Linked DNA regions of Homo sapiens: regions 1, 2 and 4 are each linked to region 3. Evidence: chromatin loops called from intact Hi-C (ENCODE). Cell type or tissue: CD4-positive, alpha-beta T cell. All regions are shown on one strand.

What was found. A loop is a pair of places that touch in the nucleus more often than their neighbours do. Peaks named below come from ENCODE experiments on the same cell type or tissue, not always from the same donor. Only the 100,000 strongest peaks of a DNase experiment are listed, where the experiment ranks them.
Region 1: it touches region 3 in a loop (22-fold over the local background); 5 of 110 quality-filtered maps call a loop at or near these places.
Region 2: a loop joins it to region 3, with 10 times the contacts of the local background. A loop is called at or near these places in 105 of 110 quality-filtered maps.
Region 4: it touches region 3 in a loop (15-fold over the local background); 36 of 110 quality-filtered maps call a loop at or near these places.

Annotation. Positions count from the first base shown.
Region 1 is chr3:46,700,610-46,708,609 of GRCh38, forward strand. It overlaps TMIE (transmembrane inner ear), which reads left to right and starts at 783. Exons shown (of 4, transcript NM_147196.3): 1 at 783-971; 2 at 5,181-5,298. The coding sequence starts at 879. RefSeq lists an enhancer at 5,804-6,561. In CD4-positive, alpha-beta T cell, CTCF peaks have their summits at 4,583 (motif pointing right) and 4,782; DNase peaks (open chromatin) are centred at 951 and 4,582; H3K4me3 peaks cover 393 bases; H3K27me3 peaks cover 938 bases.
Region 2 is chr3:47,518,733-47,526,732 of GRCh38, forward strand. No RefSeq gene overlaps it. Among named protein-coding and RNA genes, the nearest start is that of ELP6, 9.0 kb to the left of the region's middle. RefSeq lists an enhancer at 3,704-3,893. In CD4-positive, alpha-beta T cell, a CTCF peak has its summit at 3,545 (motif pointing right); a DNase peak (open chromatin) is centred at 3,549.
Region 3 is chr3:47,784,856-47,792,855 of GRCh38, forward strand. No RefSeq gene overlaps it. Among named protein-coding and RNA genes, the nearest start is that of SMARCC1, 7.0 kb to the left of the region's middle. In CD4-positive, alpha-beta T cell, CTCF peaks have their summits at 4,433 (motif pointing left) and 4,653; DNase peaks (open chromatin) are centred at 3,866, 4,346 and 4,744; H3K4me3 peaks cover 1,201 bases; H3K27ac peaks cover 634 bases.
Region 4 is chr3:47,416,745-47,424,744 of GRCh38, forward strand. It overlaps SCAP (SREBF chaperone), which reads right to left. Exons shown (of 23, transcript NM_012235.4): 9 at 7,189-7,301; 10 at 5,698-5,792; 11 at 4,187-4,285; 12 at 3,810-4,028; 13 at 2,584-2,960; 14 at 1,911-2,099; 15 at 1,577-1,778; 16 at 1,390-1,505; 17 at 560-1,082; 18 at 378-463. Among named protein-coding and RNA genes, the nearest start is that of PTPN23-DT, 39 kb to the left of the region's middle. RefSeq lists enhancers at 1-36, 4,768-4,817. In CD4-positive, alpha-beta T cell, a CTCF peak has its summit at 4,450 (motif pointing right); DNase peaks (open chromatin) are centred at 1,557, 3,707, 4,497, 5,817 and 1 weaker place; H3K27ac peaks cover 1,145 bases.

The sequences.
Region 1 (8,000 bases), 1.1 Mb before region 3:
TTCAGCCCCCACCCAGGTCTCTACATCTCCTCAGAACCTCCCTCTGTCCCTCAGTTGTCAAGGCTCAACATGGGGTCAGGGCCAGAGTGCAGTGTGGGTCAACTTCAGCATGAGGTCAGGGTCCTGGCTTAGACTGAAGTCAGAGTCAGTGTTCAGGCTGGGGCAGAGATTGAGGGCAGCCAGGGTCAGAAAATGGTCCTCCAGCCCTTCCAGGGACAGCCCACTTCTGTCCTGTGGGGCTGAAGATGCTGGCTTCTTCTGGAACCCTCCATAACACTGCCGGCTGGCAGCTCTGACCATACCATCCCCTGCTCTCCAGCTCTGGTGTCCAGGGTGACCAGAGCCGCCTCTGGGCAGGAAGCCAAGCCAGAAAGCCCAGGACATCCCTGAGCGCCTGTCACCATGGCAACCTGCCCGCTCTGCCCCCCCCCCAAACTCAAATCCAGTATATTTTTCAAATCCAGCATGACAGAATGGGAAGGGCCTCCTAGATCAGCAGATTCCAGTCCCACCCCCTTGTCCCAGATGGAGAAACTGAGGCCCATTTGCAGAAGGGAGGGGGACCTGTTGATTAGGGACCTGGCCCCAGCCTGTCCTCCCTCCCGCCCACCCCCACCTCAGTGTCCCTGGGGATGCGGAAGGTGGGGGCAGGGAGGGGGAGCCTGCGGCCCGATCTCCCGGGAAGGAGGGGGCGGGCCCTCCACCGCAGCGATGGCGGGGGCGGGCGGCGCGGGAACCTGACACCGAGGATGAATAAATGATGCTCGCTGACTACCCGTGGCCAAAGCCCGTGGCCACCGAGCGCCGGCTGGCAGGGGCAGTGACCGGCGGCCGGCCCGTTCGTCCCTGGGCTCCGCAAGCGGCGCGGTGGCACGAAGATGGCGGGGTGGCCGGGCGCGGGTCCCCTCTGCGTGCTGGGCGGCGCCGCACTCGGGGTGTGCCTCGCGGGGGTTGCCGGGCAGCTGGTGGAGGTGAGGCCGCGGCACGGAGGGACTGGGGAGGCTGTCACCCTCCAGGCAGGGGGCTGGGGGAGAGGGGACGCCTTTTTGATCCGGAGCTTGTTTGATCCCTTACTCTTGCCCTGAGAGATCCAGTCTCCCGGGCGATGCAGCCCTGCCCCAAGCCCTGCCAGGCTGTGAGAGAGACTCAGCCCCACTCTTAGGGTCCCTGGTCTGATGGAAGGGCACAGTACCCGATTTCTGGAACATTAGTCTGACGGGGGAGACTCACCTTGACCTTAGGGATTCCCAGCCTGACTTGGGGACACAGCCCTGCCCAGACTGATGGGGGATACTGGGCCCCCATCCTCCAGCCTTTGGTCTCACTGGCAGGGAGGTGCACAGCCCTGGGTTTCCTGGACCTCTAGTCTGATGGAACAGACCCTGAATTTAGGGTCTTCTGGAGGCAACAGCCTCTATCTCCAGAGATGTTCCAGGGACCCCTGTCTAATGGAGGGGGAGACATAGCCTTAAGATGGAGACGAGGGCATTCCAAGTTGGAGGGTGGGGGCAGCAGGATGAGGAGACCCTTTACAGAGAAGCTATGTGGAGCACTAGGTCCAGAGGGGCAGGCAGGGCAGGACCTAGGGACTGGGAAGTCTGACTTGGTCCTGGTGATAACCGGGAGCTTTAGAAGGTTTCTGCTCAGGGACAAGTCATGATGAGTTCTGGTTTGGAAGGAGGGTAAATTGGGAGCAGGCACACAGTGGGAGAGGTGGGAGGAGCTGCTGAGATAGCACAGAAGCTGGGGGAGAGCCCTGGTGGAGAGCCTGGCTGGGGCCAGGAAGGGTGGGGCCATCTGTAGCCTCCCTAACCCCCTTGTACCCCACTCCTGCGGAGCCTGAAAGGGGAGCCAACGAGGGAGCTGGCAGACCAGACCTAGAGTTCTGAATTGTGAGGCCAGAGGGAGAAGGCCCAGGAGCCAGGGCCAGGGAGGAGCAGGGGATGGAGGCTGTGCAGGCAGGGGCGGACCAGAGGGAGCAGGAAAACAGAAATGCAAGAGGCAGTGAGAGGTGCCCAGGGAAGTCCTGAGGGGTGGGGGCTTGGGGACAGTGTGGGATAGAGAGGACAGAGCCATGGGGAAGTTGTTATGGGGGGACACAGCCCTGAACTGGAGGGTTTGATGGGGACATAGGGACAGAGCCCTGGACCCAGATGTAGCCTGTCCCTGCTGTTGCCCAGAGGGCATGACCACAAGGCTGGGCTAGAGTCAGGTGTCAGCTCCAGTGTCCCTGTAAGGGGAGCTATGCTGGCTTGAGCCCTGTGAGGCGTACTTGGGCCCCTCACAGGCTGCCCTGAGGCCTGGGTACAGAAACTGAGCTGGCCTAGGTGCAGACAGAAAGCTGGGGGTGGGGGTTAAGTCAGTTCTCAGCCAAGGACTCTTCTCCCTCACCCCCAGGAACTCATCTTTTCCCAGTTCTAGGGAAATTGCATTTGGAGGCCATCTGCCTGACATCTGCCTACAGTCTGAGCAAGGCCTTAGCTCTTCCCTCACGGAAGCACCAAAGACATGGGCAGGGCTGGGGGCCATGTCACCACCCACCTTAGCCCTGTGTGGGTCACCATCACCCTCCATCAGCCCGTGAGGCTCTGAAGGAGGTGGGGACCTCCATGCTCCAGAAATCAGACCCCAGCAGGGCCCAACATGAGGAGAAGACCAGCTGTCATCTGCTGCCGTCCACCCAAGACCCCTATCAGTAAGAGTAGGCCCAGCTCCACCCACATCAGGGCTGGGGCAAGAATGTGTAGGAAGTGAGCTGCCTTGGCTCAGAACCTGAGAACTTTGCCATGGCCCTCAGAGTCTTCCAGTCATACAACCAGCCGGGCCAACACATTGAGCCTTAGAATTAGGGCAGCTGCCACCATCAGGGCCCTAACCCTAATGGCACAGACATGTCCCTGACCACACCCACATGCATGCCAACCACACATGTGCCCAACCTCACACATGTTCCCCAACTTTATGTACATGTCTGACCCCACACATATATCCAGGGGAAAGTACTGAGGAATGGTGTCTTCTTGTCAATAGCTCACCCTGGCAGGGAGAAAAGAGCCTGAGAATCAGGTACCAATCCCAGCCCACAGATCCTCTGGGTTACCTGGGACAGGTTGCTGATCCTCTCTTGAGTTCTGCAACCCACGCTGAAGGGTGGCATTCACTAGATGAAGAAGCGCCTGGCTCATGACAGATGCCTAATCCATGTTTACGGACCTGGGGGAAGAAGGGCTGGATGGTCGAACTACAGGTTGCCTTTCTTCTCAGAGAACCAGAAGGGACTTCTCGTGTCTGTCCTTATTTAGTAATCAGTGCACAACATCTCGCTCATATGCCCCAGGGTTCTCTCTCCCTCAGAGGACAGACCCCTCTCCCTGTCCCTCAGCCACACTAAGTGACAGACATGGGGTCATATCCATCTCTGGTCAGGGACAGATCTTACTCAAATTCTACAGTGTGGGTCCATGTCCCTTCAGACCTAGGCAGGACTGTGTCCCCTAGACACCCAGGGTAGAGCTGTGTCCTCTAGACACCCAGGGCAGGACCGTGTCCCCTAGACACCCAGGGTGGACCATGTCCCTAGACACCCAGGGTGAAGCATATCCCCTAGACACCCAGGGCGGACCATGTCCCTAGACACCCAGGGTGGACCATGTCCCCTAGACACCCAGGGCAGGACCATGTCCCTAGACACCCAGGGCAGGACCATGTCCCTAGACACCCAGGGCAGGAACATGTCCCCTAGACACCCAAGGTGGACCATGTCCCTAGACACTCAGGGTGGACTATGTCCCCTAGAGACCCAGGGTGGACCATGTCGCCTAGACACCCAGGGCAGGACCATGTCCCCTAGACACCCAGGGCAGGACCATGTCCCTAGATGCCCAGGGCAGGACCGTGTCCCCTAGACGCCCAGGGCAGGACCGTGTCCCCTAGACGCCCAGGGCAGGACCATGTCCCCTAGACGCCCAGGGCAGGATCATGTCCCTAGACACCCAGGGTGGACCATGTCCCCTAGACACCCAGGGTGGACCATGTCCCCTAGACACCCAGGGCCAGGGTCATGTCCCTAGACACCCAGGGTGAAGCACGTCCACTAGACACCCAGGGTGGACCATGTCCCCTAGACACCCAGGGCAGGACCATGTCCCCTAGACACCCAGGGCCAGGGTCATGTCCCTAGACACCCAGGGTGAAGCATGTCCCCTAGACACCCAGGGTGGACCATGTCCCCTAGACACCCAGGGTGGACCATGTCCCCTAGACACCCAGGGCCAGGGTCATGTCCCTAGACAGCCAGGAGCAGGGTTGTCTCCCCTCAGACCTGGGCAGAACTATGTCCCCTAGACACCCAGGAGAAGGGCTGTGTCCTCTCAGACCTGGGGCTGGGCCATGTCCCTTAGATATCCAGGATGAGGCCATGTCCTCTCAGAACTGGGGCAGGACTGTGTCCTCTAGACCCTGGGGCAGTGTCCTATCCCCTCAGTCCCCCAGGGCAGGGTCATGTCCACCTGGAAAGTGGGAGTGTCTGGCTGTGCTCTATTCAGGCTTGCTACAGCCGCACTTCTGCCTTTTGGCCTCCAGGTGTCGCCACAGCACTGCAGACCTTTTATTTATCCAGTGCCTGTCCTGTGGACACTCTGGGAGAGTCTTCTGTTCAGAGTGACTCCTAGTAGGGTAGGCGACCAAAGGAGGCCACCTGGCAGGGGTCCAGGCCAGCTGGCAGAACTATGTGGCCCAGACTCCTAGCTCCACACCCCACCCTCACTGGGGAGATGTGAGAGCAAAGCCAGTTAGCCAGCACCCCCCAGGCCTCGCCTTGTCTCTGGCCTTGGTCCTGAGACCCCATCTGCCTGGGTGGAGCCCAGGACTGGAGTAGGAGGGTGTGTTCATAGGGGCCTTGAACCTGGCCAGGACAAGCCATCCACATTTGCTCCTCCAGGCCTTGGTTTCCCCAAGCATCAACCACCCTCCCACTTCAAGTACCTGGCTCTGCTCAGTTCTCTTGCTCTAAATCTGGAACTTTCCAAGGTCTAGGGTGTTGGTAGTGCATGCTTAAGAGAGTTGATTCTAGGAGATTCTGATATGCTTGGGCTGAGTGTTTGCTGAGACCTGGGCCCTTCTCAGCTGGTTCCAGCCAGCTGGCCTCTGCCTAACTCACTCCCCTCTCTCCTGACCCACAGCCCAGCACGGCCCCACCCAAGCCCAAGCCGCCTCCGCTGACCAAGGAGACAGTGGTGTTCTGGGACATGCGCCTGTGGCACGTGGTGGGCATCTTTTCGCTCTTCGTGTTGTCCATCAGTGAGTAGCTGTTCCCTTCCCTCTCCACCACACTGCAGTGGGAACACAGCACCCCCTGCCCCCCAGAGGGCTCAGAGCAGCAATTCCGGGCAGTGCAAGTAGGCCAGGCACCCGCAGGAGACCCGCGGTGGTTTCTGGCACCTCCTGATCCACACAAACTCCCCGTGGAGGGCTGACAGGCCGGTGGTGACCTGAAGTATTCTGCAGGACCCAGGGAGGTAGCCACATGGCAATTATGGTAATTACAGGGAACTCCACTGAACCAAGGACTGGGACGAGGACGTGTCATTTTTCCCTATGGCTGGCCTCCTGATGCTTTTCCTGCAGTTTGGCCAGCTTAAAGGCCCACACCCAGGGGCCCCAGCAAGGCCATCCTCCACTAGAGGCTCCCCAGACACCCAGCAGATGTGGCTCCCAGGCTTCAATCCCTGCCTTGTCAAATACCATTTTCCGGGAGTGACTCACACCCGCCTCAATTAAAAGCAGGAAACCCATTCCTCTCCTGGGCTCTGGGAGCTTCTTGATGCAAAGTCGCAGCAGAAATGGGCTTGGCCGGCTCCCCTTAGCCCTCCCCTCAGAATGGAGGTCTGGAGTTGGGGAAGGGGACAGAAAGGCACAGGAGACAGAGGCCAAGTGGGGAGGCTGCCATGGCACAAAGCAGTCTGACAGAGGTTCCCACGAGGCAAAAGCAGAGTGGGGGGGAATGTAGGAGGTAAAGGGAGAAGCAGCCCACTCCCCTGCAAAGGCATCACAGAGGAGGGTCCTCTGAGGAGGAGGGTCCTCTGAGCTGCAGACCGGTGGGAGGGTAGGTGGGGTTTTGCAGGAGGGAAGGCTGGAAAGGCATTCCGGGAGAGGGGATGTGAGCAGAGGCTGGAGGAAATGCAGCCTCACGCAGGGTCTCAGATGAACCCAACTGGACATTTGCTGAGTGCACCCTGGGTGGGGAGGCAAAAGCTGCACTTCGTCCCAGCCGGAGCTGTCCCGGGATGAGGTGCCCCAGAGAGCTGGGTGGCCCACAGAGAGCCCACCCAGATGTGAGGGGCTCCAAGGAAGACGTGACATCTGATTTGCACGTGCTTCTCCTGGCACCAGAAGTGCTGTCCCAAGAGAAAATATCTGCCCTGCAGAAAATCCCCGCCCCCCATCTGAGCAAGAGCCTGTGCTTTGTTCCCAGCCGAGGCTGAGAACCAGTCAGGCATCTTTGTGGAGGCCCCACAGACAGATAGGTGTGCCTGCAGCCTCAGCCAGGTGTCCAGAGAGGGAAACAGCCCGCTGCAGGGCTCGGGGGTCATCTGCCCTACAGGAGCCACAGGCACAGCCTAGGATGCAGGTCTACGGAGCAGCAGGGAGAGCACTGTGGGCCTCAAGACACAACAAAGGTGCCTGGGGCCACATGAGAAAATTGCAGTGTCAGACCCCAAGCGGCACTTGGACATCAACCACACAGACCATCTCTAACCCCATTTCCTAGAAAGGGTAAAGGATAGTCCCAAGACACCTGAGCAGCAGGCAGCACTTGTTACCTTCCATTGCCGGATCTAGGCAGTGGGGGCAACACAGCTCCCTCTCCTGGGGGGAAACATTTTTCCTGCTTCCCAGTCTGCCTGGGCTGTTATTGGAGCATCACCCCCAAAGCCCTGCAGGAAAAGGGGCTGGGGCTAGATGGGGTGCCCCTGGAGGTCTCCTCCAGCCCCAGGGACTTATATCCCAAGCCCCTGCCTGGGCCCTGGAACTTGACCCAAAGCTCTTTGCATCTCCCCTTCTTTGAAGAGAAGCAAACAGGCCAGGCTGTGCGGGGCAGGCCTGAAGTGAGGGGTGGTGTTTGAGCCCGGCTCTGGCTGCCGTCAGTGGCCCACTGAGCTCCTTAGGAAGCCCCAGCCTCCCGGGGCCTGGGACCAGCCTGCATGGAGCCTGAGTGGGCATAGTCCCAAGGAGGTTCCTGGTGGGGTGGCTAGAAGAGGTGGCCTAAGCCGGGAGGGTTAGGATTGGGTACCAACTTCGAGTCTCAGGCATGAACACAGGTTCTGGAGAAATCCAGGACCCAGCTTCTTGGATAAGGCCTGCTGTCTGCTCAGGTCCACCCCTGGACAGTCGGATCTATAGCTGGGGCCCTTGTGCAGCACCCTCCTCCAAGTGTATGCCTGGATGCTATTGGCTCCCCAATTCATTCACTCTAGTCCAGTCCTGTTCCCAACAGCAAAGGCTTTGAGATCATCCCATTCATTCATTCATTGATTTTTTTCTTTTATTCTGAGCCTGGGTGAGACCTAGTAGGACCACAATATTTGTCTGAAGGGGTTCTGACTTGGTTGCATAAAATGACCCCAGAAGGTACTCCAGTCCAGGCTACATAGATCTGATCCATCTTCCCCAAAATAGACCTGGTTAATCCTCCGTGGGCCCTTCTGCCCCCAGGAGTCTGCCAGGAAGTTATGTCTGGTCATCTGATTTATAATAGGAACCAGCTCCATCCCCTCCTCTAGGGCTGGGGCCAAGGTGGTCAGGCTGTGGGGGCCTTAGGAAAATAAACTCAGTCCAGCCAGGTCCTGGCAGCCCTAACCTGCCCTACCCATCCCTAGACAGGCCAGCTCCATGACCTGGCCCAACTGGCGTGGGTGCAGCTGCCCTCAGCCGGAAAACCACTCCTGAAATAACTCCGTCTGAGGTGAATGCCTCAGGGCAGGGTCTGTGCCCTCTCATGG
Region 2 (8,000 bases), 270 kb before region 3:
TCTCGATCTCCTGACCTCGTGATCCGCCCGCCTCGGCCTCCCAAAGTGCTGAGATTACAGGTGTGAGCCACCGCGTCTGGCCTTAGCTCTGTCTTTTCAACTCAAGGAGTATTCCAGGGCCAGGCGTGGTAGCTCACACCTGTAATCCCAGCACTCTGGGAGGCCGAGGCGGGTGGATCACAAGGTCAGGAGATCAAGACCCTTCTGGCTAACACGGTGAAACCCTGTCTCTACTAAAAATACAAAAAAATTAGCTGGGCATAGTGGCGGGCGCCTGTAGTCCCAGCTACTCGGGAGGCTGAGGCAGGAGAATGGCGTGAACCCGGGAGGTGGAGCTTGCAGTGAGCCGAGATCGCGCCACTGCACTCTAGCCTGGGCAACAGAGCGAGACTCCGCCTCAAAAAAAAAAAAAAAAAAGACGAAAAATACAGCATGCGGGCATGGTGGTGCACACCTGTAGTCCCAGCTACTTGGGAGGCTGAGGTGGGAGGATTACATGAGCCTGGGAGGCTGAGGCTACAGTGAGCTGTGATTGCACCACTGCACTCCAGCCTGGGCAACAAAGCGAGACTCAGTCTCAAAAAAAAAAAAAAAAAAAAAAAAAAAAAGGAGTATTCTAGGCTCCACCTTAGTTTCTCCTTACTGTCTGGAAATTCTTTCAAGGTAGTGTGAACGTAGACGATCCTAGGTTCATCACATTATTTTCCCATCTCTCATGGATTATGTCCTTTGCTGGGAATGGAAGTCTGTGGATTATCTTTTTGTCGTTGTTCTATTTTGCTTTGATTATCTTTTGAGATCCAAAGTTAAGAACATATTCCTTTACTGTTTGAGCTTATTGAGTTTTTAAAAAAAGGTCTTTCTTACCCCAAATATCATAAAGATATTCTCTTATATTTTCTTGAAAAGTTATAAAGTATTTCTTTTCACATTTAAGTCTTTAATCTACCTGCAATTGATTTTTGTGTTTGGTGTGAAGGAATACAGATCAATTTTAGAATAGCATGTTGCATTTAACTTTGCTGGTAAGTTGATTGGTATTATGTTTTATCTTTTTTTTTCCTTTTTTTTCTTCCATTTCTTTCTTCTTATTACTTTTTGGTTCTAGTCTAATCCATATATATTGAATCTTAGATATAGTTGAGGATAATCAATATATTTTTAATATACAATATTGATTCTTCCTATATTTATTCATTCTTGTTTTGATAGTGATGAATTAGTTCTACTTATTTTCCCATTAGAAAGATGCCCTCATTGGCCAGGCGCGGTGGCTCACGCCTGTAATCCCAGCAGGTTGGGAGGCCAAGGCGGGTGACTCACTTGAGGCCAGGAGTTCAAGACCAGCCTGGGCAACATGGTGAAACCTTGTATCTACTAAAAATACAAAAATCAGCCAGGCAGGCTGGGCGCGGTGGCTCACGCCTGTAATCCCAGCACTTTGGGAGGCCGAGGCGGGCAGATCACGAGGTCAGGAGATCGAGACCATCCTGGCTAACACGGTGAAACCCCATCTTTACTAAAAATACAAAAAATTAGCCGGGCACGGTGGTTGGCGCCTGTAGTCCCAGCTACTCCGGAGGCTGAGGCAGGAGAATGGCGTGAACCCAGGAGGTGGAGCTTGCAGTGAGCCGAGATCGCACCACTGCACTCCTGCCTGGGCAAAAGAGCGAGACTCCGTCTCAAAAAAAAAAAAAAAATCAGCCAGGCATGGTGGTGCATGCCTGTAGTCTCAGCTACTCAGGTGGCTGAGGTGGGAGGATGGCTTGAGCCCAGGAGACAGGGGCTTGCAGTGAGCCAAGATTGTACCATTATGCTCCAGCCTGGGCAACAGAGCAAGACTGCCTAAAAACAAAACAAAACAAAAAACGATGCCCTCATGAACATACTAAACCATGTCTCTTGGTGAACATATGCAAGAGTTTCTCTAGTATCTGGAGTGGAATTGTTGGGTTATAGGCAGCGTTGAATTTATCATAAAGCTAATAAAGCTAATCTACTGTTCATAATGTTGTATTCTTTTTGTCAAAGAGAACTCCCCTCCAATTGTATAAGCTTCAGGTCCTGGAATACTTGGATTTGCCCCCATTGTTGCTTATGCACATGTTGAACAGCATAGTGCAACTATGGAAAATTCAAACAGCTTCTCTGCAGGAAAGAATAGTGTTCAAAGGACTGGAGGAACAAAAGGGTGAAGGGGATTTTACATAGCAATTAGGAAGCTCCTACCTCCCCTGGCCTTGAGTGCTCTCCTCTGTATTGAAGTGGGCTGGAAGCTTGTAAACTAAATCTTCCAGACTGCTTTTCCAGCTGGTTTCTAATGCAGCTCTGTCAGGGAGACACTGGAAGGAGACTGGAAGGCAGGAAGAAGGAATTTTTCTGTTCATGATCACTCCCCTGGCAGGGTCAGCATCAGTAGTGGGTGACTGGGCTGCAGCAGGCAGCGACGGTCTCAGCAGAGGCAGCAGGGGTGAGCACAGGTGCCTGGGTTCCAGCAGCCACGAGGGCAGCCACACTTCCGATGGCTCTGCAGTTCCCATAGCTCCTTCTGTCCACAGTCCCCATCACGCCCTCAGTTCGCCATATATTCAGCTTCTTTTGGATCTACAGGCCTTCATCATCTGCATTTTCTTTCCATTAGCTCCATTTCCTTCCATCCCTAGCAGGAATCTATGAACTATCCTTGAACTCAGAGTTCTCTTGCAGGCACCCTCAACATCTTCATCTTGTTGGCCTCCTGGGAATGGCACCTGCTCTGCAGCTCCCCGTCCTGGATGCATCCTGTAGCCCCACTTCTCTTCCAGGTGCTGGTGACCCTCACTTCTAGAAAACAGCACGGGCCCTGCCAGCCCCAGTCCCCGCGCTGCTGCATGGACACTATGGCTCCCTGTGCCTCCCTGTCTCTCAGTTGATGACTTGCTGCCTCATCAATAGGTTGTTGTCTGACACCTCTATCATCTGTGACAAGAGGTTGTGTTTTTGTTTTGTTTTTTAATAATAGAGATAAGGGCCAGGTGTGGTGGCTCACACCTGTAATCCCAGCACTTGAGGAGGCTGAAGCAGGCGGATCACTTGAGGTCAGGAGTTCGAAACCAGCCTGGCCAACATGGTGAAACCCCGTCTCTACTAAAAATACAAAAATCAGCCAGGTGTGGTGGTGTGCGCCTGTAGTCCCAGCTACTCAAGAGGCTAAGACACGAGAATTGCTTGAACCTGGGGATTGAAGGTTGCAGTGAGCCAAAATCACGCCACTGCACTCCAGCCTGGGCAACAGAGCAAGACTTCATCTCAAAAAAAAAAAATAATAATAATAATAATAGTGATGGAGTTTTGCCATATTGCCCAGGCTGGTCTCGAACTCCTGGGCTCAAGCGATCCTCCCATCTCAGCCTCCCAAAGTGCTGAGATTACAGGTGTGAGCCACCACGCCCAGTCTAGAGAGTTTTCATACCACAAAGTTGAAGGTGAACCTGTAGAACCCATAAACTGTTGACAAAAGAAAAAAGCGGGAAGCAGCCTTGGGTTATCTCCAGCACACCCACCAGAGGGCAGCAGACACTGGCTAAAGCTCTTAGTCATAAGTCCTGAGTGCTGGAAACAGTTGCAATGGCCAGCACGTGGGCAGAGCTCACCGCAGACAGTCCTCAGAGGTCGGAATCTGCCGTGCATCTGGCAATCTCTCTGCTGCCCCTGCCCCAGCCTGCCCTTAGCTCATCTCTCTGGAGCCCAGTGGTAGTCTTCATGGGCTCTCCTGCTTCAGGCTGTCCTGACTTAAGGAATGTCCCCACTGCCCTCATCCCTTCACAGCTCCTCTGCAGATCAGAGTGCAAGCCAGAGTCCTACAGTGGCCTCACAGCCCTGGCTGCTTGGAATCCTTACCCGTTCCCCACTCACTGTGGCACCACCAGGCTCCGCGCTGTTATTCCAGGCCTCAGAGACGGGCACACTCAGGGGCCATGTGCTTCTGTTCCCTTTGTTTATGAGCTATTCCCCCAGGTGTCTGCAGAGCACGCTTCCTTGAACTCCTTCAGGCCTTCCCTGAGCACACCCTTGTAAGTACACACAGACGGCACCACCACATCCCTTTCAGCAGGACCCAGGGGAAGAGCAGTCACCAGACACCCTCCAGCTCTCTGTTCCTGCAGGGCCCAGCACGGCTGCATACAGCCTCACCTGAGGTCACACCCTTCCTAAGGCAGCCTTCATCTGGTGACTGAGCAAAGCAGGGGCTATAAAGAACTGGCCATTTCCATCTCATGTGAGACTCTGTCCGACTGTCTAACTTCTCCAAGACTTTGTTGGGTGCCCATCACTGTTCAAGTTCTCCTGCCCCATCCTGCTTCCGCCTCCTTCCTTCCACAGGTGTTGGCCTCATATTCCATCTCAGTAAATGCCTCTGAAGAGCCCACACCTGTAATTCTAGCACTTTGGGAGGTCGAGGCAGGAGGATCACTTGAGGCAAGGAGTTTGAGACCAGCCTGGGCAACATAGTGAGACACTATCTCTACAAAAAATTAAATTAGCTGAGCATGGTGGTGCACACCTGTGGTCCCAGATACTCAGGAGGCTGAGATTGGTGGATCACTTGAGACTAGGAAGTTGAGGCTGCCATGAGCCATGACTGCACCACTGCACTCCAGCTTGGGCAGCAGGACAAGAACCTGTCTCAAAATGAATAAATAAAAAGAAAGTTGTTCCAGTCACCTGTCTGGCATGTGTACAGCTCTGGGAGACACTCTGCTGGCTTTTCCCAGACGCCAGCCAGCTCCTCCACTTTGACAACTCTTGCCTGCCCAGGCCTCTCCTACTTCTGCCTCACTCCCAGCTGGGGTTTCCTTCCTCATAAAGGACCTCCACTCAGCTCAGCCTTTGGGGAAGCAAGGCTAAATACACTCTTTTGTCATCTTTTGTGACCCTCTTGCAAGCACATCTTTCTCCAGCTATACCATAGGTCCTTGTCTCATTCCTCACATTTTTTGGCACCTACTGTATCAGAGGTATTCTTCTAGATGCTAGGGATACATGACCTCAGGTTATCTGCCTGCCTCAGCCTCCCAAAGTGCTGGGATTACAGGAGTGAGCCACGGCACCTGGCCGCCAGTGCATGTTTTAGACCAGCCACTGAAGCCACAGCACTGGCTGCCTCAGAAGGGGTGGGGCAGGAGGCTGGGAGGGGCTAAACCAGGACTTGCAGTGGGGACGGGGAGAGGAGAAATGTTAAAAAAACTATCCAGGGCCAGGTGTGGTGGCTCATGCCTGTAATCCCAGCACTTCTGGAGGCCAAGGTGAGAGGATCACTTTAGCCCAGGAGTTCAAGGTTGAAGTGAGCTATGATCATGCCACTCCACTCCAGCCTGGGCAACAGAGAAAAACCCTGTCTCAAAAATAGAAACACAGGCTGGGCACAGTGGCTCACACCTGTAATCCCAGCACTTTGGGAGGCCAAGGTGGGCGGATCACCTGAGGTCAGTAATTTGAGACCAGCCTGGCCAACATGGTGAAACCCTGTCTCTACTAAAAATACAAAAATTAGCCAGGCATGGAGGCTGTAGTCCCAGCTGCTTGGGAGGCTGAGGCATGAGAATTGCTTGAACCTGGGAGGTGGAGGTTGCAGTGAGCCAAGATCACGCCACTGTACTCCAGCCTGGGCGACAGAGTGAGACTCAGTCTCAAAAAAATTAAATAATAATAATAATAATAAAGCCTCTGGAAATGGTCCTAAGTGCATTCAGAAAATGAGTAAATATTTATTCAAGTAAATCTACTAAAACTTGGTAGGACTAATCAAAGCTATGATATTTAAACCAACATGCATTCCTTCTTTCTCCTTCCCAGTTCAGTGAGATGGAAAGTCCACTCCAGACTGGTTCAGCCAAGAACAAAGGATTCCCTCTCCAACTAGCTCCCAGTTGGAGAACTGTCTTCCCAAGAGGGATAGAATGCCGGCATTTTCCACCCGGCTCCCAGCTACCGGTTGCGGAGGCTAAGCCCTATATGAGTATGGCCAAGATGGTAGCTCTGTTAGTGCACCTAGGCCTCAGGCAGGGAATAGAGACACTACATTGTGTGTGGTGCCACTGAAAATACCGGGGCCCTGATTGTCTTAATTCTGGCTCATAAGGCAGAGGCAAGCCAAGAAGACTACTTCCCTACTCTCCACAGAGTGACAATCTCTTACAGCAGGTGTGTCACTCAGCAAGAGATGGGCCATTGTCCCTGACCCCAGCTCCAGAGCTGTGGCTCAGAGATTTTTGCCTGGGTAAAGGGGAAGGCCGGGAGCTTCAGATTTTTTCCCAAACAAATTGACTTTGTTTGCAAGAATGTGGAGAAGTTCAAGCCTAATGGTGCTCTCAGAAACAATGGAGGTTCTGATTTTAAAAACAAATGCCATTAAGAGGAATTGAGAAAATAAATCAGAGATAGAAGCAAAACCATAAGTTGGCTAGTTTACTAGACAGGACCAAGGAAAGATACAGTTAAGAGCCATTCTGGAGTCACAAGTCTCAATCATTGACCTAAAGAGATATCCCTTCAGGCCAGGCACGGTGGCTCACACCTGTAGTCCCAGCACTTTGGGATGCAGAGGCGGGAGAATCACTGGAAGCCAGGAGTTCAAGACCAGCCTGGCCAACATGGCGAAACTCCATCTCTACTAAAAATATAAAAATTAGCCAGGTGTGGTGGCACACGTCTGTAATCTCAGCTACTTGGGTGGCTGAGGCAGGAGAATCACTTGAACCCAGGAGGCAGAGGTTGCAGTGAGCTGAGATCACACTACTGCACTCCAGCCTGGGGGACAGAGCGGGACTGCCTCAAAAAAAAAAAAAAAAAAGAAAAAGAAAAAAGAAAGAAAAAGAAAAAAAAAGAGAGAGAGAGAGATTCCTTCAAAAAAGCCCAGATTCAATTGGATTCCTCTGTAGAGCAATTTGTACCCCAAGGAATTGTTGAAAACAGTAGAGCAATCAGACAGCAATTAGCGGAGTGTAACAGCTGTATGTGGTCAGGGAATGAGATCAAGTCCTGCCAGAATCACTGCCATCCCAGGGTGACTGTGGGCATACCCAAGGCTGTGCCCTCTGGGGAGCAACATAAGAGGCTGCACACTATGGGTGGTGATCGGGATTGGGGTGGGGGCCGATGAGTGTAGACTTCACTAAATAATCCACTAGTCACCAAACAAATAAACAAAAACCAATAACAAGCCATGGAACAGAGAAACCAGTGCCCGAAGTTTTACAATATATCACCTAAAATGTCCAGTTTCCAATAACAAATTACATAGAAGACATGCAAAGAAACAGGAAGGTCTGACCCAAACCCCAGGGGAAAAAACAGGCAATAGAAACTACCTGTGAGAAAGCTCAGATGTCAGATTTAATGGAAAGACTTTAAAGCAATCATTATGAATATTTTCAAATAACTAGAGAAAACCATGATTAAAGAAGTAAAGGGGCTGGGCACTGTAGCTCACACCTGTAATCCCAGCACTCTGGAAGGCTGAGGTGGGAGGATCGCTTGAGCCCAGGAGTTCGAGACCAGCTTGGGCAACATAGTGAGACCCCGTCTCTACAAATAATTTAATAATCTAGTTGGGTGTGGTGGCATGTGCCCCTGGTCCCAGCTAGTTGGGAGGCTGAGGTGGGAAGATCACTTAAGCCTGGGCAGTCAAGGCTGCAGTGAGCTGAGATTGAGCCACTGCACTCCAGCCTGGATGATGATAGAGCAAGATCCCACCTCAAAAAAAAAAAAGAAGTAAAGGAAGGTGTGATGAAAATGTCCCATCAAATAGAGAATATCAGTTAATAGACACTGGGCATGGCGGCTCACGCCTGTAATCCCAGCACTTTGGGAGGCCAAGGTGGGTGGATCACTTGAGGTCAGGAGTTAGAGACCAGCCTGGCCAACATGGTGAAACCCCGTCTCTACTAAAAATACAAAAATTAGCCGGGCGAGGTGGCGCATGCCTGTAATCCCAGCTATGTGGGAGGCTGTGGCAGGAG
Region 3 (8,000 bases):
GCTGCAGTTTGATACAGATTTGTATTACACAGGTGTCTCCATACCAACTTATGGAATGATATGCAAGAGTTGTGGATTTTACTGCATGTAAATTTTACCTCAAAAGAAAAGAACTCTAGGAGCTGGCCATGGTGGCTGAGTCAGGAGGATCGCTTGAGCCCAGGATTTCAAGTCCAGCTTGGCCAGTGTGGCAAGATCCGTATCTAAAATTAAAGCATCAGGCCAGTGCAATGGCTCATGCCTGTAATCCCAGCACTTTGGGAGGCCAAGGAGGGTGTATCAATTGAGGTCAGGAGGTGGAGACCAGCCTAGACAACATGGAAAAACCCCATCTCTACAAAAAAGGTTACCTGCATGTGGTGGCACATGCCTGTAGTCCCAGCTCCTTAGGAGGCTGAGGCAGGAGAATTGCTTGAACCCAGGAGGCAGAGGTTATAGTGAGCTGAGATCATACCACTGCACTCCAGCCTGGGGACAGAAGGAGACTCTGTCTCAGGAAAAAAAAAAAAAAAAAAAAAAATCAGAAACTGCATGACCATTTACCAGCCATTACAGACATTAGCTTTCTCAGTTTATGGTAAGTTTACCAAAAAGGTTTCTCAAAAACATAGGAAAGGCCAGGTGCGGTGGCCCATGCCTGTAATCCCAGCACTTTGGGAGGCTTAGGTGGGTGGATCATCTTAGGTCAGGAGTTCGAGACCAGCCTGGCCAACATGGTGAAACCCCACCTCTACTAAAAATACAAAATTAGCTGGGCCTGGTGGCACATGCCTGTAATCCCCAGCTACTTGGGAGGCTGAGGCAGGAGAATTGCTTGAACCTGCGAGGCAGAGGTTGTAGTGAGCTGAGATCGTGCCATTGCATTCCAGCCTGGGAAACAAAAGCGAAACTTCATCTCAAAAAAGAGGGAAAAAAAAAAAAAAAAGGCTGGGTGCAGTGGCTCATACCTATAATCCCAGCACTTTGGGAGGCCGAGACGGGCGGATCATGAGGTCAAGAGATCGAGACTATCCAGGCCAATGTGGTGAAACCCTGTCTCTACTAAAAATATAAAAATTAGCTGGGCGTGGTGGCGCGCGCCTGTAGTCCCAGCTACTTGGGAGGCTGGGGCAGGAGAATTGCTTGAACCCGGGAGGCGGAGGTTGCAGTGAGCCAAGTTCGCACCACTGTACTCCAGCCTGGCAACAGAGTAAGACTCCATCTCAAAAAAAAAAAAAAAAAAGGAAAACATAACAAAGACTAGGCTTAGCAAACGTTTTCTGCAAAGGTCCCGATGCTCTCCGTTGGAACTACTCAACTCTGCCATGAAAGTTCAAAAGCAGCCACAGATAATATGTACATGAATGAACATGGATGGGTTCCAATAAAACTTTATTTACAAAAAGAGTTGGCAAAAAGGGCATGGTGGCTCATCCCTATAATCCCAGCACTCTCGGAGGTTTAGGCAGGAGGATCACTTGAGACCATGAGTTTGAGACCAGCCTGGGCACCATAGTGAAACCCTGTCTCTACAAATAATTTTTTAAGAATTAGCCGGCTGGGCGTGGTGGCTCATGCCTGTAATCCCAGCACTTTGGGAGGCCAAGGCGGGCGGACCACCTGAGGTCGGGAGTTCGAGACCAACTTGACCTACATGGTGAAACCCCGTCTCTACTAAAAATACAAAAATTAGCCGGGCGCAGTGGTGGGTGCCTGTAATCCCAGCTACTCGGGAGGCTGAGACATGAGAATAGCTTGAACCCGGGAGGCGGAGGTTGCAGTGAGCCGAGATCGTGCCATTGCACTCTAGCCTGTGCAACAGAGCGAGACTCCGTCTCAAAAACAACAACAAAATAAAAAAATAAAAATAAAAAGAATTAGCCAGGCATGGCCGGGTGCGGTGGCTCACTCCTGTAATCCCAGCACTTTGGGAGGCTGAGGCGGGCGCATCACGAGGTCATGAGATCGAGACCATCCTGGCTAACATGGTGAAACCCCGTCTCTACTAAAAATACAAAAAATTAGCTGGGCATGGTGGCGGGCACCTGTAGTCCCAGCTACTTGGGAGGCTGAGGCAGGAGGATGGCGTGGACCCAGGAGGTGGAGCTTGCAGTGAGCCGAGATCGCGCCACTGCACTCCAGCCTGGGCAACAGAGCAAGACTCCGTCTCAAAAAAAAAAAAACATTAGCCAGGCATGGTGGTACATGCTTGTGGTCCCAGTTACCTGGGAGGTTGAAGTGGGAGGATTGCCTGAGCCCTGGAAGTTGAGGCTGCAATGAGCTATGATTACACCACTGCACCCCAGCCTGGGCTGCCAAGTGAGACCTTGTTTCCAAAAAAAAAAAAAAAAAGTCAGCCGGACACAGTGGCTCGTGCCTGTAATCCCAGCACTTTGGGAGGCCGAGGCAGGTGGATCACTTGAGGTCAGGAGTTCAAGACCAGCCTGGCCAACATGGCCAAACCTCGTGTAATAAAAATACAAAAATTAGCTGGGTGTGGTGGTGCAGGCCTGTAGTCCCAGCTACCTGGGAGGCTGAGGCGGGAGAATCGCTTGAACCCAGGAGGTGGAGGTTGCAGTGAGCCGAGATCACACCACTGCACTCCAGCCTAGGTGATAGAGCGAGAATCTGTCTCAAAAAAAAATTCCTCACTGCCACCTCTACTTCCTAGGATCAAGCAATTCTCGTGACACAGCCTTCACATAGCTAAGATCACAAGTGTGTACCACCATGACTGGCTACTTTTTGTACTTTTACTAGAGATGGGGTTCGAGACCAGCCTGTCTCAAAAAAAAGAAAAATTAGTGGAGCATTGTGGTGGGCTTGAAGAATTGAGAATCACTTGAACCGGGGAGAGGAAGGTTACAGTGAGCTAAGATCGTACCACTACACTTCAGCCTGGGTGACAGAGTGCGACTCCATCTCAAATAATAATAATAATAATAATAATAAGAATAATAATAATGGCAAAATAAAAACATATAGGCCAGGCGCAGTGGCTCACGCCTGTAATCCCACCACTCTGGGAGGTTAAGGCAGGTGGATCACGACATCAGGAGTTCGAGACCAGACTGACCAACATGGTGAAACCCCGTCTCTACTAAAAATACAAAAAAATTAGCCGGGTGTGGTGGCGTGTGCCTGTAATCTCAGCTGCTCAGGAGACTGAGGCAGGAGAATCACTTTAACCCTGGAGGTGGAGGTTGCAGTGAGCCGAGATCGCACCAGTGCACTCTAGCCTGCGCTACAGAGAGAGACTCCTTCTGAAAAAAAAAAAAAAAAAAAAAGATGAACACTAATTAATCTTTGACAAATTAATGATGCGTGTTTAATTTTGGTGAACCACTAAGAGTAGAGCCATACTAGTAGAGTTAAAGAGAGGGACAGAGTAGTAGAGTTAAAAATAAAGGACAATAAAAGAGTGGGAAAGAACTAAAGCGACGCCAGGCGCTGTGGCTCACGCCTGTAATCCCAGCACTTTGGGAGGCTGAGGCAGGCAGATCACCTGAGGTCAGGAGTTCGAGACTAGCCTGACCAACATGGAGAAACGCCATCTCTACTAAAAATACAAAATTAGCCGGGCGTCGCGGTGCATGCCTGTAGTCTCAGGTACTCGCGAGACTGAGGCAGGAGAATCACTTGAACCCAGGAGGTGGAGGTTGCAGTGAGCCGAGATCACACCATTGCACTCCAGCCTGGGCAACAAGAGCAAAACTCTGTCTCTAAATAAATAAATAAATACAAAATTACCCGGGCGTGGTGGCGCATGCCTATAATCCCAGCTACTTGGGAGACTGAGGCAAGAGAATCGCTTGAACCCGGGAAGCGGAGGTTGCAGTGAGTCAAGATGGCGCCACGCCTGTAATCCCAGCACTTTGGGAGGCCTAGGCGGACGGATCAGGAAGTCACGACATGGCGACCATCCTGGCTAACACGGTGAAACCCCGTCTCTACTAAAAAATACAAAAAATTAGCCGGGAGTGGTGGCAGGTTCCTGTAGTCCCAGCTACTCAGGAGGCTGAGGCAGGAGAATGGAGTGAACCCGGGAGGCAGAGCTTGCAGTGAGCCGAGATCGCGCCACTGCACTCCAGCCTGGGCGACAGAGCGAGACTCCGTCTCAAAAAAAAAACAAAAACAAAAACAAAAAAACGGCTGGGTGTGGTGGCCAACATTGTGAAACCCAGCCTCTACTAAAAATACAAAAATTAGCCGGGCGTGGTGACACATGCCTGTAATCTCAGCTACTCAGAAGGCTGAGGCAGGAGAATCACTTGAATCCGGGAGGCGGAGGTTGCAGCGAGCCAGGATTACGCCACTGCACTCCAGCCTGGCAACAAAGGGAGACTCCATCTCAAAAAAGAAAAAAAAAAAAAGAAAGAAACAGGTTGGTGATTGGCTGACATTATGACAGAAGTAATGGAGCCCTGTGGGGAAATTAATACGCTGCTGACCTCTAGTGCCTAGTAGAAAAATTACATTTTCCGGCCGGGCCCGTTGGCTTATGCTTGTAGTCCCAGCACTTTGGGAGGCCGAGGCGGGCGGATCACGAGGTCAGGAGATCGAGACCATCCTGGATAACACGGTGAAACCCCGTCTCTACTAAAAATACAAAAAAAATTAGCCGGGCCTGGTGGCGGGCGCCTGTAGTCCCAGCTACTCAGGAGGCTGAGGCAGGAGAATGGCGTGAACCCGGTAGGCGGAGCTTGCAGTGAGCCGAGATCTCTCCACTGCACTCAAGCTGGGCGACAGAGCGAGACTCCATCTCAAAAAAAAAAACAAAAAAGAGAAAAATTACATTTTCCACTCAAAGACCCAATGTGAAAGGGACTGGCTTACTTGTCACTGGTTTATGTGTTGTGAGCAGAATAAGCACCCATGTTTAAACCTTGTTTGTCCATTATGATAATAGATATGTTTTGATGCATTGCTGTCATAAACTTTTTTTTTTGTTTACCATGTTTTTTCTTTTTCTTTTTCTTTTTTATTTTTTTTTCCACCATGTTGGCCAGGCTTGTCCGGAACTCCTGACCTCAAGTGATCCACCCACCTCGGCCTCCCATAGTGCTGGGATTATAGGCGTGAGCCACCACGTCCAGCCTCTACTCTTTTTTTTTTTTTTTTTTTTTTTGAGTCTTGCTGTGTCACCCAGGCTGGAGTGCAGTGGTGTGATCTCGGCTCACTGCAACCTCCGCCTCCCGGTTTCAAGTGATTCTCCTGCCTCAGCCTCCAGAGTAGCTGGGATTACAGGCATGTGCCACCATGCTGGGCTAATTTTTGTATTGTTAGTAGACACGGGGTTTCACCATGTTGGTCAGGCTGGTCTGGAACTCCTGATCTCATGATCCGCCCGCCTCGGCCTCCCAAAGCTGGGATTACAGGCATGAGTCACCGTGCCCGGGCACCTCAATTCTTTTTCTTTTTTTTTTTTTTGAGACGGAGCCTCGCTCTGCTGCCCAGGCTGGAATGCAGTGGTACAATCTCGGTTCACTGCAAGCTCCGCCTCCCGGGTTCACGCCATTCTCCTGCCTCTGTCACCGAGGCTGGAGTGCAGTGGCTCACTGCAAGCTCCGCCTCCCGGGTTCACGCCATTCTCCTGCCTCAGCCTCCCGAGTAGCTGGGACTACAGGCGCCCGCCACCATGCCCGGCTAATTTTTTGTATTTTTAGTAGAGACAGGGTTTCACCGTGTTAGCCAAGATGGTCTCGATCTCCTGACCTCGTGATCCGCCCACCTTGGCCTCCCAAAGTGCTGGGATTATAGGCGTGAGCTACCACGCCCAGCCTGTTCTTTTTTTTTTTTTTTTTTTTTTTGAGACGGAGTCTCGCTCTGTCACTCAGGCTGGAGTGCAGTGGCACGATCGCGGCTCACTGCAAGCTCCGCCTCCTGGGCTCACGCCATTCTCCTGCCTCAGCCTCCGGAGTAGCTGGGACTACAGGCGCCGGTCACCATGCCCGGCTAATTTTTTTGTGTTTTTAGTAGAGACGGGGTTTCACCATGTTAGCCAGGATGGTCTTTTTGTTTGTTTGTTTGTTTTTGAGATGGAGTCTCGCTGTGTCGCCCAGGCTGGAGTGCAGTGGCGCAATCTCGGCTCACTGCAAGCTCCGCCTCCCGCGTTCACGCCATTCTCCTGCCTCAGCCTCCCGAGTAGCTGGGACTACAGGCGCCCGCCACCAAGCCCGGCTACTTTTTGTATTTTTAGTAGAGGCGGGGTTTCACTGTGTTAGCCAGGATGGTCTCGACCTCCTGACCTCATGATCTGCCCGCCTCTGCCTCCCAAAGTGCTGGGATTACAGGCATGAGCCACCGTGCCCAGCCCAGCCTATTCTTTTAATAGTTACACTGGGCCAGGTGCAGTGGCTCATGCCGGTAATCCCAGCACTTTGGGAGACTGAGATGTGTGGATCACTTGAGGTCAGGCGTTCGGGACCTGCCTGGCCAACATGGTGAAGCCCCGTCTCTGCAAAAAATACAAAAATTAGCCAGACGTGCTGGCGGGCTCCTGTAATCCCAGCTACTCGGGGGGCTGAGGCAGGAGAATCACTACAACCTTGGAAGCGGAGGTTGCAGTGAGCCACAATCGCGCCACTGCACTCCAGCGGGGCAACAGAGCCAGACTCCGTCTCAAAAAAAAAAAAAAAAGTTACACTGATATTTGTTTTATACACAAAATTTTAATACAATTTTCTCTAACAAAATCCTGAATTATTGAGTGTCTTTAGTTTCCTCCTAAATAAGACCTGATTCTTCCTCCTGAATCACAAGCAGGCATGATTGCCCTAAGGGTTGATTCTATTTCCGTTGCCAGAAATATAGTTACAAAATGGGATCCAGTTGTGGCCAGTGAAGCATGAAGAGACTCTAGAGATTTTATGAGAACTGCTGAAGCCCTCTTGCAAGAAACCCGAGGATAAGGCCTACTCGAATGATGGAAAGCAGTTCATGTTAATGACACAGTGAGCCACTGAATCAATCTACCACGAGTTGTGTCCTACCTACCTAAGGGCTTCCTATTATATGAGATAATACATTTCCTTGTACTTTAAGCCAGTTTTTTTGTTTTTTGTTTTTGTTTGTTTTGCTTTGTTTTTTTGTTTGTTTTTTGTTTTGTGAGATTTTGTCCTGCTCTGTCACCCAGGCTGTAGTGCAATGGCACGATCTCAGCACACTGCAATCTCTGCCTCCCGGGTTCAAGCGATTCTCTTGCCTCAGCCTCAGTAGCTGGGATTACAGGCATGCACCACCATGCCCGGCTAATTTTTGTATTTTTAGTAGAGACGAAGTTTCACCATGAACTCCTGACCTCAGGTGATCAACCCGCCTCGGCCTCCCAAAGGGCTGGGATTACAGGTGTGAGCCACTGCACCCAGTCAATTAAGCCAGTTTTGAGTCAGGTTTTCTGTTCCTTGTTGCCTAAAGCATTCCAACAGACATATTCTCTTTTATTTTTACCTAAGATTTTAGTTCCATCTTTTATTTTTGCACAAAAAGTTATTTGAATAGTAAGTAGTAAATTGAAATTTTGCAATATATTTTACTAATATCAGTGAATGGTGCTGTTTATTATATCCTATTCCTTTCTACTTGATTAATTTTTCTTCCTGCAAAGAATATTCTTTTTTCTTTCTTTCTTTCTTTTTTTTTTTTTTTTTTTGAGACGGAGTCTTGCTGTGTCACCCAGGCTGGAGTGCAGTGCAGTGGCACGATGTTGGCTCACTGCAACCTCCACCTCCTGGGGTCAAGCCATTCTGCTGCCTCATCCTCCTGAGTAGGTGAGACTACAGGCGCCCACCACCACGCCCGGCTAATTTTTTGTATTTTTAGTAGAGACGGGGTTTCACCATGTTGGCCAGGCTGGGCTTGAACTGAGCTCAGGCAATCCACCTGCCTTGGCCTCCCAGAGTGCTGGGATTACAAGCATGAGCCACCAAGCCTGGCTGCAAAGTATATTCTTTAGTGGAACCATCTCTTATGTATTATATAACCAAAAATCTCTCTCTTTTTCCCACTCTAGAAAAATAGTT
Region 4 (8,000 bases), 370 kb before region 3:
GCCTCCCAAGTAGCTGGGACTACAGGCGCCCGCCACTACGCCCGGCTAATTTTTTGTATTTTTAGTAGAGACGGGGTTTCACCGTTTTAGCCGGGATGGTCTCGATCTCCTGACCTCGTGATCCGCCCGCCTCGGCCTCCCAAAGTGCTGGGATTACAGGCGTGAGCCACCGCGCCCGGCCACCCCTAACGCTTTTAATTGTTACCTTCCCATCCAAGTGGACTGCCCTCTGCTCACAGGTGTGGAGCTGGGCACCAAGAAGGTCAATCGAATCATACAGTACAGCAGTTGAAGAGAACCAGAACTCAAGACTCAAGAGAGTATGGCCTAGCCAACAAAGGCTGGGGACATCTGGGGCTGAGGCAGGCCACGCTCACCTTTTGTCCAAGAACACCAGAGCGGTAATGCCTGAGGAGACCTCCTCGCTGCTGCAGCACAGCACCCCTTCAATGGCGTCCCACACCTACGAGTCCAGAGGCTGTGAGCACCTGCCAGCCAGAAAGGCCCACAATCCCCGGGGCGGACAGCCGCTCTGCCCACCTTTAGCCCCTCTGCCCACCTCCAGCCGGCCGCTGCTCCGCCCCACCACGATGAGGTTGCCCTGCAGCTCCAAGCTCCAGATGGAACCCTCGGCACTGGGGGCCCAGGCGAGGGAAGGGGAGCCTTTCTCGGGGGAGCCACCCTCGTCCTCAGGGGCCTGGGACAGCACCGGCCCAGGCGAGGGTGGGCGCAGGGCTGGTGTGCAGACGGCCGCCAGCCCCTCCTCCTGGTACACCCGCTGCACCAGGCAGCTGAAGTCATAGCCTGGGGAGTCCCGAGAGCGGCCACAGACCGCCCGGTGCCGGGGCTCGGGCTGAGTGGGCTGTGAGGACCGAGGCTGCGCTGAAAAGTTGGTGTCAATTAAGCAGGTGAGGTCAGGCTGGTCCCCGAAGAGGGAAGGCGGCGGAGGGCCCCGGGGGCGGTGTCTCAGGGGAGGGCTGTCCCCAGGCTCCTCTGGACCAGCCTTCCCACCATCTGAAAGTCGTTCCCAGCTCTCCTGAGCCTCAAGCCCGCTGCCCACGCCACTGTCCCGGCGCTGCCTGCTGGGGGCCAGGAGGGCGGAGTGAGAGGGGGCACGGGGGAGGGGGGTGAGAGGGGGCGGGGGACGGGGGTGAGAGGGGGCGTGGGAGTGAGAAGGGGCAAGGGAAAAGGGGGTGGGGGGAGAGGGTGGTGCGGGGTGGGGAGAGGGGGGTACGGGGTGGTGGGAGGGGGTGCGGGGGTGGGGGGAGAGGGGGCCTGGAGGGGTTGGGGGATACCTCGGAGGAAGAAAGGAGGGGAGATACGTGGCGGCGGGGGGTGGGGTGAGGGGGGTTGTGGGGGCACAAAGGAGGAAAGGGCAGCCGCACCTACCCTGGGCGCGGAATGCGCGTTAGGCAATCCCCGGTCTGCGCGTCCCACACGCAGACGTGGCCTGCCAGGCAGCAGCTCACCAGCAGCATGCCGTCGCTGGCCAGGCACTCGATGTCCTGCAGAAGCCCGGTGTTGGTATGGGCCAGGCTCCGGCCCTCCCCTACCCGGCCACTGTGCCCCTGCTCACCATGAGGTGGCCGCGCAGCACAAGCGGCACGATCTCCGTCTCGGGTGGCGCATAGCCGTAGTCGTCGCAGGGCAGCTCCCCGCGCCTCCGCCGCCCGGGCCCACCACCCAGCTGCCCGTAGTTGCGCGGGCATAGCACGCGGTAGAGGCAGAGCAGCAGCAGCACCAAGACGATGCCGGTGGCCAGGCCCAGCGCCGCCACCCTGCACGGGAGGGCGGACTGCTGTGAGACACACCTCACAGCCTGTCCCCTCCCCTCCTCCCTCTCCCCTACTCTTGCCTACCCGTCCCCCTCCCCGCACTCTTTCCCACCCCACCCCACCCAGCAGCCTTACTTGTACAGCGTGACGTCTCCATGGGCCTGCACCCCACCTGGGCCCTTGGGTCCTGCTTCCCAGTGCCCAGCAGGTATGGGCCCCGGTGGGGGCCAGGCACTGCGGCCGTCCTGAGGGTGCCGGCCCTCCAGAGCCTCCCTCGGGTTCAGGCGGAGCGTGACTGGGATGACGGGCAGCAGGCTGATGTACCTGGATTCGGACAGTGGGCAGCCTCAGCGGGGGGCCTCCCAGGGCTTCCTCCTGCTGTGCTCGCCAGCCAGTCCTCTCCCTCCTCCCCAGGCAGGCCTCAGCTCCACCGGCCAGACTCTCCCAGCATGGGGGGTTGGGGACAGAGGTAGGTCCCTCCCCAGCCCAGCTTAGCAGCCAACTTGCTGTCCCAGATACCAGCACCCAAACAGCCCTGGTGGCCGTGTGGGGTATCTCCCTCCCCACTCCTGGCACAGGTGGGTGGGTCTCATTCTGGTGAGGGCTGGCAGCCACCAGTGACTCCTCAGAGCAACCTGGGACTCCTCTCTTGGGTTATAGCTGCCTAAACCACCAGTTCCCACCTCACAACCTTATGAACTGTTTTAATTATTTGCATAATTCAAACCTGTGGGCCTCCTGCATTGGGGAAAGGGGATGGTGAGTTGACACCATCGAGTGAGGTGGCACCTGGCACGGCCCAGCTCACCTCTTGGCCAGTGTGATGTTGTAATAGCTGAAGAGCGTCGGCCAGTGGCGGAAGGACAATTTCCTCCAAAGTTCCTCATCCTCAGGCCCCCAGGTTACCTCTGGGACTGGGCTGTCATGGACAACCTCTGCTGGACCTCCACGCTCAGGTGACTCGCCTGGCGACGTCTGGTTCTCAGGTAGCTTAGGGGCATCAGGTGGGAAGATGGAGAAGGCAGGGTCCGGGTGGCTGGGGGGCAGCATGCCACTAGGCACGGGCATGGGAGCCAGGGCTCCCTCACCCAATGGGCTCTGTTCCGTCACCTGGGCAGCGAGGTAGTTGCGCAGCCCTGCTGGGTCTGTGTATACCAGGATGCCAATCCAGACAACGGTGCCAGCCTGCAGTGGGGCAGGGGGTACTCAGTGGGAGGAATGGGCCCCAACCCCCAGCAGCTTCAGCCCTCATGCTGAGAGGAAGCAGCACAGGGACCTCAGGCCTGGGGATGGAGAGAGGACACAGGCCCCACTGCGTCCTTTTCTCCTGCCTCTCCAAGTCCTCCTGCTAACACCTGCCAACACTTGCTGCTGGAGGGGCCTGCTTGCCTTTCCACAGTTAGGGGCTGAGTTTCTTGGCCTGGAAATACACTGAAGCACCCTGAGGTTTGACACAGAATGTCCCCACCCCTAAGCTCCACCTCAGCTGGAGCCAGAAAGCTGCTACCATTCCTACGGTCAGAGGGCCAGCAACCTGACCTGCTCCAGAGTCCCCCAGAGGTCCTAGTCCCAGGGGGCCTCAGCCTTCCTCCCATCTCAGTTCAGCTCCCTGGAAGAGGCACTGCTGCCCCAAGGCCAGCCCAGCCCGGCTGGTGAATGATTTTGCCCAGCACTTTCCAGTGTCTGCACACCATGCAGCGGCCGATGAACCCGACCCAGGGCAATGTGGTGGCCACAAGTGGGTCCATCCCAGAGCACTCAACTAACAGGCTCCTGTCCTGGGCCACTCTGGGGAGAGGATGGCTCCTGTACCTGAGAACCCTGGAGCTGCTTCTCCCACAGGCTTATCTCCTCAGAAGCCACTAGGGTCTGGGCAGGGAGGACACAACGGGCAACTCCCCAGAGCCAGGCTTCCAGGGGCCACCAGGGCCTGAGGAATACCCTTTGCCACTCTAAGGCCAAGTGCAGCACCACAAGGGGCCTGGAGCACCGGCCCTCCAGAAGAGGGCAGGGCAGGGCAGGGGTGGCAGGTACCATGATGAGGCGCTGTGCCAGGCGGGTGCGGGCCAGGAAGTAGACAACACGCAGCCTCTTGGGGAGCCGCAGGTTTCGGAAGGAAGACGGCTGCAACGTGATGGTGTGGGGTGTGGACGGCCTCACAGCCAGCTGCCGCTCGTAGCGCGTTGGCTGTCCCACTGGCTTGGCTGAGGGCAGGCAGGCCTCAGGGGGCAGTCGCTTGTTCAGGTCTGCTAGCTGTTGGGGGCACAGTGGTCAGGGCCTGAGTCCACCATCCAGAGGCTGCTCGCACAGGACCGCTGTCCTGCCCGAGGTCTACACCCTTCTCACCCAGGACTCCCTCAGTACAGCCAGGGCTGAGGAGGCGGGCAGGGCAGGGCTCAGCCCACTCCTACCTCCATCCGGCGAATGTCAATGGACAGGACAGTGGTGAAAAACAGCATCTGAAGGAAGAAGTCAGACACCAGCCCCACGACAGCAAAGAGACAGAACTCCTGGAATCAGAGCACATGGGGATGGGGGGGTGCCGTGACCTCACTGTCCCAGCCCAAGAGGAGCAGTACCCGGACTGCAGCCACCTCATAACCGGCAGGGCAGCAGCAGGCAGGGCACAGCAGAGATGAGAGATGCTGGTTGGTCCTCAGCTCACATACCAGCAGCAGCTCACCCCGTCTCCACCAGGGGGCAGAAGAAACCCTCACACTTTCTTCAGAAAGGGCTGAAAGGGAAGGGGAAGTACCTTCCCTGAATCTTCCGGTCCCTCTAGAGGGGACTGAAGGCCTGATCCAACCCGGAAACCTCTAAGCCCCACCAGCCTGCTCCCCAAAAAGTCCTTCCCCACTGAGCCCCCGCCCTGCTCATGCATCACCAACCCAGCTAGAGCCCAGGCCTGATTCAGGGGCTCTCAGAAAGGTTCCCAGCCAGCAACTGCCCCGGAACAATGAAGAGAGAGAGAGAGGGATTAATTCTCTAAAACTGAAAAAGGGTGAGCTCTCTGCTCCCCAAGCTCTGTCAGCAGACAAAATTTTCTGAGATGTCGGTGTTGAGACCTCTAGCACATCACCACAGTGCTACTCCGATCTGGGGTAAGACCATGGAGTGCAGATAGTGGCACAGTGGTTGTCTCAGCTCTAACGTCCCAAGACTGTACCCTATCCTGCAGATACTACTGTTTTTCCAGGAGAAGCAGCCCACAGCCCATCTGTTCTCTGCTCACCCCCATCCCTCAGCTGGCCTGCCAGCCCTGGGGGAAAGACGGGCGAGAAAAGATGGCATCCTCCCCTTCCTGCAACTCCTTCTGGAATGGCTGGCATCAGTCTGGGGTTCCAGCTCAGTGCAGGGCCACCTCCACCTCTGCTCACAGCCCACAGCTGAGTGAGGGCACTTTGCCAAGAGCAGGGTCACTCTGGGCAATGGGTGGTGGCCCTCCCACTGGTCAGGCCAGGCAAGGCCATGCGTCTGGCGACTGCGGCACAGGCCAGGGCCAAGGGAGGAGACCGGAGGAAGGGTCTAGGAACCCCACGGTGCTTCTCCCTCAAAAATGGGAAACAGGTGTGACAAACTGCACAGCCAGTCCCCAGCTCCTGCCATGCCCTTGCAGCCTCCTCCTGCCACTTGGCTGAAAGGGAAGCAGGCAGGGAGGGGTAGGAAGACAGGGTCAAGGGCAGAGTCTGCCTGGCTAGGTGCTCAATCTGGGAACCCAGCCAGGGTTTGCTGAGCACTTCTGAGCCAGGCATGCCAGGGGCCATCTGGGTGCTGTAGTGATCTGCTTGCCAGGCAAAGAGGTCCCACCTCAGAAGCAAGGATGCCTGTGCTGAAGAGGGGAGCACCCTGCCCATGGCTGCACAGCTGGGGAGCACAGCAGTTGCTTCCATGCTCATCCAGGTGGCAGGCCTTGGGGCCTTACCTGGATGGCGGGCACTAGGGTGAAGTAGCCGATGAGGATGATGCCCAGCTCCGTGGCCATGTTCTTCATGATGGACCAGCTCTCGCTGCTTAGGCCTGCAGAGGGCAGCAACAGGGCACAGGGCAACACATGGCCACTCTGCGACATGACTCACACAACCTCATGGGCCTCGGAGTGGCAGAGGCATGGCAAGGCCCCCCAGCCCTTTGAAGGAGCCATTCCACCAAAGCACCCCAACCCTCAGGGTCCTGCTAATGCCCAGACTTTAAGGGGCCATCACCACCACACAGCTGCTACGGGGAACGGGTGTTCACAGCCTGGAGGGTGCAGAGGAGAGCTATAATCATCAAAAGAGGGAAGAAGCAGAGTGTGGAGATGAGAAAATCCACAAGGAAAGCCAAGTGCCACCCACAACAACCACATCCAACCTCCGCATGTGGTTCTTGTCTGGTCTGCACGGGCCAGCATGACAGTGTGCCCATCAACCACATGGCAGAAGCACTCGGCGGGTAGAGGACCTGGCTGCGTTCTTCCTCAAGCCCCTTCCTGTAGTGAGCCCTGATCCCACGCTATCACACTGTCGCATGTCTAAGGCTCTGTGCTCTTACTGGGTAAGGACAATTTCGCCCCATCTCTTCCTAACTCCATATCCAGCACAGGGCCTGGCTTATCACAGAGGCTCACAGAGGTCTGGATGAATGGACGGCTGCCTACAGCCCCATTCCTCACAGACATGGGGTGACGAGGAAGAAGAGGCTCAAGTGACCAGGCCTCCAAGGCCAGGCTCTCCCTTTTCTCATTTTCCCTAGAACCCCAGATCCCCAGTTTCTACCAGCAGGGCCAGAGGGAGCTTTTCTGGCAGCCGTGAAGGCAGCGTCTCTGAAATGGCCAGCCCCCGGGGCTTGGGCCTAGTGTGCTGGAGTGAGGCAGTAAGAGAAAATACTAGGCGCTAAACTCCCCAGACAGAAAGCCACCACCAAACACAAGCCCCACCCACACTGAAGTGCAGTGGTGTGATCACGGCTCACTGCAGCTTTGACCTCCCAGGCTCAAGCAATCCTCCCACCTCAGCCTCTTGAGTAGGTGGGACCACAGGTGCATGCCAATATGCCCTGCTAATTTTTCTATCTTTTGTAGACATGGGGTTTCACCATGTTGCCCAGGCTGGTCTTGAACTCCTGGGCTCAAGTGATCCACCTGCCTCAGCCTCCCAAAGTGCTGGGATTACAGGTGTGAGCCATGGCACCCAGCCTGGTTTACTTTCTTACTGACACATGAACCAGGACGAAGTACAGTCCAATGGCCCCATGGCTCCCCAGGGCACACACTCAAGAGCTGCCAGGGCCCAGTGGCCCACTGCATATTATGCCGGAGGCAAGAGCAAGGGACATTTCAAGGGCTCTGTTTGCTCACAGAGCGTTAACAGCAAGAGGAACAGGCCCCATTCCAGCCCCTCCTGCAGCCCTCTGCCCAACTCTCCCACTGCGTTACCTTGGGCGATCCGCAGCTTCACCTCCAGGTCTACCGGGGTTGAGACCACAGACTTGGTGAGCACCAACACATTCTCTAACCCAATAACCACCACAAGGTAGGGGAAAATCTCGCTGGGGACAGAGAAGGAGAAGGTGAGGACAGTGTTGTGGTGGTTCCCAACAGACTGGGGCCCTCAGGAAGGCTGTGGGGTTTCCAGCCTGTCATGGGGGCTGCTGAGTGACTCCCACAGGTGCTGGGCAGAAACCCTCCCTTGTCCACCTCACCCAACAAGACCTGCATCTACACAGCACTCAGCTTTCAGGCAGGCTCCAGAGCCTTGCAGAGGGGCCAGCAGCCATCCTGTCTCTAGCCATCCAGCACAGGAGGGCTGGAAGAGGCCCCTCAGGGAGAGCTGTGCAGCGCCACTGCTAGACCACACTTCTGCTGGCCCTTCCCAGGAGAAGACTGCTGGCTAAAGACAATGACTGCTGCCAAGACCCACACCAGTAACTCTGGGTGGACCCATCACAGCTAAATGCAAGGAGATGAAACCATCCTGAAGGCCCACTCACCTTTGTTGAGAAGCTGTGTGTGGAGAAGAACGACTGTTCCTACACAAAGCTCTACCAGCTATCTGAGCCCACTGTCCCACACTCCCCGCAGCAAACCCTAAGAAAGTCTATGTGCGAGGAACGCCAGCCAAGTTATACCTTGCAGGACCTCTGCTTTGGAGCCGAAGGAAGGGAGGGCCCTGTGAAGGGTATGGCAGACGGTATGGGGGAGGGTGGTGTTTAACAGTGTCAAGCTCAGGAAAGGGAGCAGGTATCTAA